Regions from separate parts of the Mus musculus genome. Here all the other regions are linked to region 3. Evidence: chromatin loops called from intact Hi-C (ENCODE). Cell type or tissue: left cerebral cortex. All regions are shown on one strand.

Evidence for each region. A loop is a pair of places that touch in the nucleus more often than their neighbours do. Peaks named below come from ENCODE experiments on the same cell type or tissue, not always from the same donor. Only the 100,000 strongest peaks of a DNase experiment are listed, where the experiment ranks them.
Region 1: it touches region 3 in a loop (3.0-fold over the local background); 9 of 42 quality-filtered maps call a loop at or near these places.
Region 2: it touches region 3 in a loop (2.3-fold over the local background); 2 of 42 quality-filtered maps call a loop at or near these places.

The regions. Positions count from the first base shown.
Region 1 is chr7:36,070,568-36,073,067 of GRCm38, reverse strand. No RefSeq gene overlaps it. Among named protein-coding and RNA genes, the nearest start is that of Gm38991, 4.4 kb to the left of the region's middle. In left cerebral cortex, a CTCF peak has its summit at 1,112; DNase peaks (open chromatin) are centred at 1,098 and 2,103; H3K4me3 peaks cover 668 bases; H3K27ac peaks cover 415 bases.
Region 2 is chr7:36,448,719-36,451,218 of GRCm38, reverse strand. No RefSeq gene overlaps it. Among named protein-coding and RNA genes, the nearest start is that of Gm38992, 93 kb to the left of the region's middle. In left cerebral cortex, no CTCF peak of the experiment used is centred here; a DNase peak (open chromatin) is centred at 1,532.
Region 3 is chr7:35,900,639-35,903,138 of GRCm38, reverse strand. No RefSeq gene overlaps it. Among named protein-coding and RNA genes, the nearest start is that of Gm36234, 21 kb to the left of the region's middle. In left cerebral cortex, a CTCF peak has its summit at 1,096 (motif pointing left); DNase peaks (open chromatin) are centred at 840 and 1,084; H3K4me3 peaks cover 301 bases.

The DNA.
Region 1 (2,500 bases), 170 kb before region 3:
CCACACCTAAATATTTTCCCAGCCAGTTTAATAATTCTGAGTGTATCCATCGCTGCAAGTAGCCCCAGTCGTTTCTATGAGTTAATATTAGCTCATCTCTTCTGCTGGGTGCTGTGAAGAAGAAGAAAAAAGACCCGGACAATGTGAGTTTATCTGGTCCTGACTATGACTCTGCTCCTTATTCTACTGAAACAAATGGCAAAGGAAAACTTGCCGACTTTTGGCAAACTACAAAGGTTAACTCTATTCTCCTTGAGGAAGCGGATGCTAAGTGCTGTCTGTCCATACATTTTAAAGATTTAGAAGCGCCTGTTAGCACTCTTGGGTGAGCGAAAGCAGGAGCGTCCGTCTGAGGTGTGTGTGCAGAAGATCTATCTGGGTTCCTTCTATCTCTGCTACTGTTGAATCCTAATATTAATCACAGTAGGAAACAAGGTTATTTTTCAATGAGATTGAAAAGAAAAATCAAAGCTTTACTTGATGTCATCTTTCCTGGGTCCTTTAATGCAAAGTGGCAGGGTATGATGGCACTATGATTACTGAGTTTACAGGAAGAAAAAGACACCAACCCAGGGACAGCCAGAAATACAAATACGTGCCCCTCCTGATACCAGCACAACTCCTGACCCCACCCTAGGATTCCCAAAGGCCGTCTGAAGCTAAGGGAAAGTAAACTCAGGTGGATTCAAAAGGAACCAGAAGATCTAGCTGCGAAGTTGCCCCCTCCGCCCACTTCTCCCGACCCCCGAATTGTTCTGGACTGCACAGGCGGGCAGGGGAAGAAGGGCTGAGAAAGTTGGAGGTCTGACAACCTCAGAAGCAATCAAGAGTGTGTCCCTGCACCCCCGGGGACCCATGGCAGCCGCTCCCATAGCATCTTTTCAACTTTCTATAACTCATCTGCATGAATTTACTTTTTTGCCTTAAGAGGTTGTTGGAATGCGTGTTAAAACACACAGAGCGATTTCATCTCCATAGCATCACTAAAGAAATATTATATTAGTATAAAGTTGCGGGGGGGGGGTGTTGGAGGAAAAAGAAAGAAAAAGAGAAAGTCAGCTCTGCAGCGAGGCAGGCGGCAAAGCGCTGCTCAAAAGCGCCACCCAAAGGCGGGAGAATGTAAATGCAAGCCAGGAACCGCGGTTGGCTTGCTTGCATTTTTTTCTTTTTTCTTTTTTCTCTTATTTCTTCTTCTTCTTTTATTTCTTTTTCAATTTCAGAATGAAAAAAATGACAGCGCCACGCAACTTGACGGAGGCTTTTGATTGAATTGACTGATTGCTCCAGCTGCACCTGCGGAAAATTGATGACAATGCTGTCTAAACCATTCATTAAGGTCTGGAACTTCGCGCAGATGAATGCGGGATTCATATATTTGCTAGACGTGTGTTGGGAATAATATGACGAAGCACTGTTTCCAAATGAACATTTCTTTAACCTAATTTTATCGAAATCATGCAACGGAATGAAAGCACGTTCATGCCTGAACTCTGTCAAAGCAACTGCAACTAGGCACTCTCTCTCTCTCTCTCTCTCTCTCTCTCTCTCTCACTCGCTCTTCTTTTTGTCTTTTCAAAACATTTAGGTGGAATCTTTTCTTTGAAATATCTCTACTGCTCTGCCTTGAATTATTTGTTATGAAAATGCTTTTATTCTATTTTATTTTAGTCATTCAAAGTGTTATTCCCCACCAAATGAAGGGAAAGTATTTGAGGCTTCTTTTCCAAGCTCCAAATTTGCTAAATTGTATACAAGTAGAAAATAGTTTTGTTTTTTTTTTTAAGAAAAAGAAAACTAATAATACCACCCTCCTCTTAGACACCTCGGGAGGAATCATTTCGCACCAACTGGCCGTGCCTTCCCTTCGTAGAGAATTAGACTGCCTGCAGGCTTGGAAGGGAAATGAAATCCTTTTAAAATATTGACTGTTCTGGTCAAAACGGTGTGAATGGTATCTATACACCTTTTATGTAAGAGCCCCGACTCACTCTTGATTTTAATGTATCAAAGCACAATCAATATTGAATGAAGCTTTCGCTGCATGTCCAGAATAAAGGGGGGTAGGGGTGGCTGTAGAGAAAGGTGGCTGAGACGGAGATAAAATGTGGCTTTTATACCTGGCTTGGCTTGCTACAACTGAGAAGACGCTGTGTTTGAATCTATCTTCCAAGCAGCTAGCCTGCTGGAGGTGTGAATTGTTAGGGAGGAGTTTAAAAAAGAGAGAGAGAGAACCTTATTCTTAAGAACCAAAAATGCTGTACAAATAGATGTTACTTCTCCAACAAGGGCTCTATGCCTAGAACTTGCCTCCTTTCCCCCCCAAAAAAAAACCCTCAAAATGAATATTTATTAACTTAAGAACCTGGCGCAGGTCTGTCCACAGATCCCGATCTGCCAAAGCGCTTCTAGCTCTCTTCCCTGGCATTTAAGAAAAAAAAAAATCTATTTTTATCCATCCTCTTGCGTTTAGGTTTTCTACCAGGAAGGTAATTTCTGATGA
Region 2 (2,500 bases), 550 kb before region 3:
AAAAACCCAAACAAACAAACAAACAAAAACAAGTAAACAGACCAACAAATACAAAGGCCTGGAGAGAGAATGTAGCTGTTTAGGTACTTACCAGGAGGAGCCAGAGTTGAATCCCCCGAATCCATGCAAAAATAAATTAAAAAGGTGGCATGACAGCACAGGTTTCTATTCCTGGAGCTGGGAAGGTGGAGACAGAAGGCTCCCTGGGGCTCATGGCCAGCCACCCTACCCTAATTGATGGTCTCAAGGGCAGTGAAAGACCCTGTCTCAAAACACAGATTGGATGGTGCCTGAGGAGTGACACCTGAGGTTGTCTTGTGACCTCTACACAGGTACACACAACCACACACACACACACACACACACACACACACACACACACACACACACACACACACAGGTGCATGTACCCTCCCACACACATGAATATATATATACCCCCACATGTACACCTACCACTGCACATATAGGAATGTAACACACCTACCATACACATGTGCCAATGCACATATATGAATGTACACACCCATAACATTGCACTTGAATGTCTACACATTTTCACACATGCACATACAACATTGCACACATATGAATGCATACACAGCCAGACACCTGCACGTGTACCACTGCACATAAATGAATGTAATACACCCACACATGAACATGTACCAATGCACATAAATGAATGTGCACATGCATACACATGCATCATTGCACATAAATTAATGTAACACACACATGCACACATGTCACTGTGGATATATGAATGTGTGTGTGTGTGTGTGTGTATACATATATATATATATATATATATATATATATATATATATATATATATATATATATCACTGTATACAGTGAATGAACACATGCATTTGCCACTGCACATAAATAATGCACACACACCCAGACCCATGCACACATACCACTGCACATATATGAATGTAATACACCCACACATGCACACGTGCCACTGCACATATATGAATGTACACACACACACACATTTACCACTGCATACAAATGAATGTATACAGACACACACTTACCATTGCACATGAATGGGTACACACATACCTGCACACATGTACCACTGCACATAGATGAATGCAACACAAAATATAAACTCTAAAGGGTTGGGAACCACCCCACATTGTTAAAAAACACAGAGGAAGAAAGACAAAGGCCTGGAATGGATGTGCTGAGATGGCAGAGATGAGTTAGCATCCCGGGGCCTGTGGAGTCAGTATCCACTTCAACCACAGCAGAGGACTCTGAAGAACGTTGTGGAGGATGTGGTGGCGGTAGCCACTGGCAGCATCTTTTCTTCCATCCAGGTGACAACACGAATGTGGGAAGATGGGGTCAATCTTCCTCCATGCTTGGCTAGTGCCATTTTCCCTGCTGATACAGGAGTGGAAGCCAATGCTAGGCTGACACTGGTGCTGTCTGAGCTGATGTTGGCAGCTTAACAACTTCACCCACATCTTGGCTCAGGAACCCCTAGTTACCCACTTTGGTGGAGCACAGCCAAATCCCCAGGGCCACTAGCATAGCTCTTTTGCCAAGCTATGACCAAGCACTCCCCAAGTGTGGTTTTTTAGCATAGCCATGACTGCTCTGCAAATGGAGGAGCTGCTGGCCCCATCTTTGGAGGAAAAGGCAGAGGTTGATGGGGAGGTGTGTGACCCTGCCTGTCCGTAGGCTCAAAGAAGCCATGCCTTGGTGTGTTAGTCACACATCCCTTTGATGTGACAAATTCAAGAATCAGAGACTTCTTTTGGCTCACAGTTCACTGGGTATGTTTCTTCGTGGCGGGAAAGGCACAGAACTTGGAGCAATTCCATTCATGACGTCAGGGAGAGGCTGCTTCCTTAACATCTTAAGAGATAGGGAAGCGGAAATTCAGACCAGATGCAGAACTGGAGACAACCTTCAAAGCTTGTCCCTGGTAGTCTGCTTCTTCCTGATAGGTCCTACATCCAAAGGTTCCATAATCTCCCAGGACAGTTGGAGAACAAGTGTTCAAATATTCTCACTGTTGGGGAACACACAGTAATTACCCCACAGCTCCCATCCTCTTGCTTGAGGTTGCATAGCTGTAAGGGTTTCATAATTAAACCTGGTCTCTGTGGCTGTCTGGGTACCAGGATGCTGTTAGGATGTACAAAGTTTATCCCTCTCCTTGTGCCTTTTCCCTTACAGTGGCATCTCTCTGAAGCACTATGGAGGCTCAGAGTTAGGTAGGTTCATTTCTAGAAGGGAAAAGAGAATGACAGGCCAGACAGTGCCCTCTCCAGCATTGCATAGCTAAACAATAGCAGCAGAGGGACGGAAGTCCAAGATCACCTTAAAAAGTGGTTAAAGAAAAGACCACCTTTCTACGGTGTCTAATGAACTTGCTTATTTCTTCTGCCTTCTGTCTGAGTTTTCCTTAACTCTGCTTCCCAGTTCATTGTCACAGCTTGGTTTTTAAAAGAGTGTTTGCAGGACATTGCTA
Region 3 (2,500 bases):
AAGGATAGAACAGAATAGTGAACCTATGGTGGTCTGCTGCAGATCTTCGACAACTTATAGCTGTCATCCCCCCAGCGCATGCGCAGCCAGAATGCCTTGTGGAGCAACACAGGTACTGGCTCCCCGCCGTGCGTTCCATAGCTGCTTCTGTGTTTTCACATCTCACCTTTCCACACTCTGGTGTTAAGGAACATGAGGCTGGCTCCTCTTTGCAGAGACCTTGAAAGCTGGAGTCAGGGGCGTGGCCTCAGCAGGAACAGACGAGTCGCTCTCGGAGAACTTCTTGCCTAGATCTGGACCTCAGACAGAGCTGGTTCCAGGTTCTCAGCACCAAGTTCTGTGAACCTGGGGCCCAAAGCCCCTGAAAATAAGACACCTCCTTATCTGCCTTCCATGGGAGAGCAATCCTGTCTCTCTGCCTGGGGCACTATTCGGGGACAGGCTGGAAGAGTAGACTTACCCACCTTGTTTCCCACTCTTCCACACAAAAAGCACACATGGACACTAAGCCCAGAGCTGCCCTTTTCCTAGAACCTCAGAGGGAGGGGCCCCTCCCACCCCATCCAGATCTTGGAGAGCTCTCTAAGGCTCCAAAGGGTCCCCAGAGCCCTGCCCCAGCAGCAGCTCATCCGAAGAAGCAATTAGGGGGATTGTCAAGAGATAAAGGCTAGCCCAGACTTCAGGTGGGACTCAGCCTGCAGCTTGGACTACCGTGCCACCCCCAAAAGATGACATGTAAAGCTCCTTCTCCTTGCAAATTCAAAGGGAGGCGAAGAGTGTGGGAAAGTCTGCTGGCCAGAGGCAAGTATTGCAAGGCCCTATGAGGACCTCTGGGGATATAAGGAGCCATCTCCACTCTCTGGGCGGCGCTGGGGCAACTGCGGGAATCATGCAGCCAGATGAAGCTCATAAATTTCCCCTATGAACAATTGTTTTCATTTCCCTCCCATGCCACTAGATATTATAAGTGGAAAGCAAAACACAAGTAAATATGTTCATTCCACTCTGTGATCGGTGATAAACGAGAGGCTGCGCCGGCTGACAAAGGTCATCAAAGCCGCCAGCCCGGAGTCTGCGAGCGGACACTGCCACCCTCCGGCCATGTGAGAAACTGCATCCGCTGCCGCCACCCGGACTCCACAGCCCTCCCCAGGCTGTAGGCACCTGCTGTGAGCTCCTTCCGCAGAGGTTGAGGGCTGCCATCCTGCATCACACAGGACATCCAACACATGACACATGCAAATGACAGAAAAACTATAAAGCAAGGCAAAAAAAAAAACCCTCAAATTTAAAACTAGCCACCATCCCTAATCACCTCTCTCATGAAGACAACTTACTAACATTTCAGTCTGTTTGGCTTCAGTTTTGATGAGGTAAATGGGCATAGGAAAAGAGCAAGGCTTTTTGTCTGAAGACCTGATGTTTGACCTAGTGTTCAAATTAAAGTAAATTCTGTAAACAGCTGGAAAATACCTTTTTAAGGGCTGCATAATATTTTCAATTTTAATTTCACTAGTATTACTATTGCTAGTGGCAATGCACTGTGCGTGTGTGTATGTGTGTGTGTGTGTGTGTGTGTGTGTGTGTGTGTGTGTGTGTGTGTGTGTGTGTGTGTGTGAGTGTGTGTGTGTGTGTGTGTGTGTGTGTGTGTGTGTACGATGGGAAGAGGATGTAGGTATGGAGGTCAGAGGATAATCTGTGGGAGTCAGTTTTCTCCTTCCACACTGTGGTTCCCAGGGATCAAACTCAGGTTGTCAGGTTTGGCCGGCAAGCATCCTACCAGGATAAGCCACGGGGCTGGTGGGGTGTTTTAAGTTGTAGGTGTACCAAGTTCATTCCCCCTCTTCAATTGTTTACGTCCCTGCAGCTGATACGGAGGCTAAAACCTTTTATTCAGAAACCCTTCTTCATATGACTTAAAAACTTAAAGGCAGAATTACTGAATGAAATGAAATGTGTATTGCTGGCATGCTAATGCCCTCCCATCCATCCTTTCAACTTTAATATCAACCCCAGGCAAAAATCCAGTTCAAGCTTTCTTGACATTTTGCCACATTTATACCAAGGTCCATCAGAAAAAAAAAAAAAACTGAGGAATCTCCAAGAAACATCTTTTTTGTCAAAAACAGGGGCAAGTGATTAAGACCTATTCAGTCAGATATTAAAAGACAGGAAGCTACGGAACTGAGAAATCTGAAGCCCACCCAGAAGCAGCTGGAGCCAGGTGCTGACAGTCAAACTCGGGGGTGTGTCCTCACTGTGGGAAAACGATGGCTGACAGGTAAAGATGTGAGCACAGCCTGACTAGATCAGAAAACAAAACCGGCATCTTCCTCCAGGATTCTCCTGCCTAAAACCCTGTAGGGATGAAAGATTGGGGTTCTGAAGTGGCACATGGAGGCTACGAATCAGATATGAAAGGGAAGTCCTTTCTGTAGGCAATTCCAAAGGCAAAGACTGGGGCAGAAATAGTGGTATCTGGATATAGGGGGCCCACCTA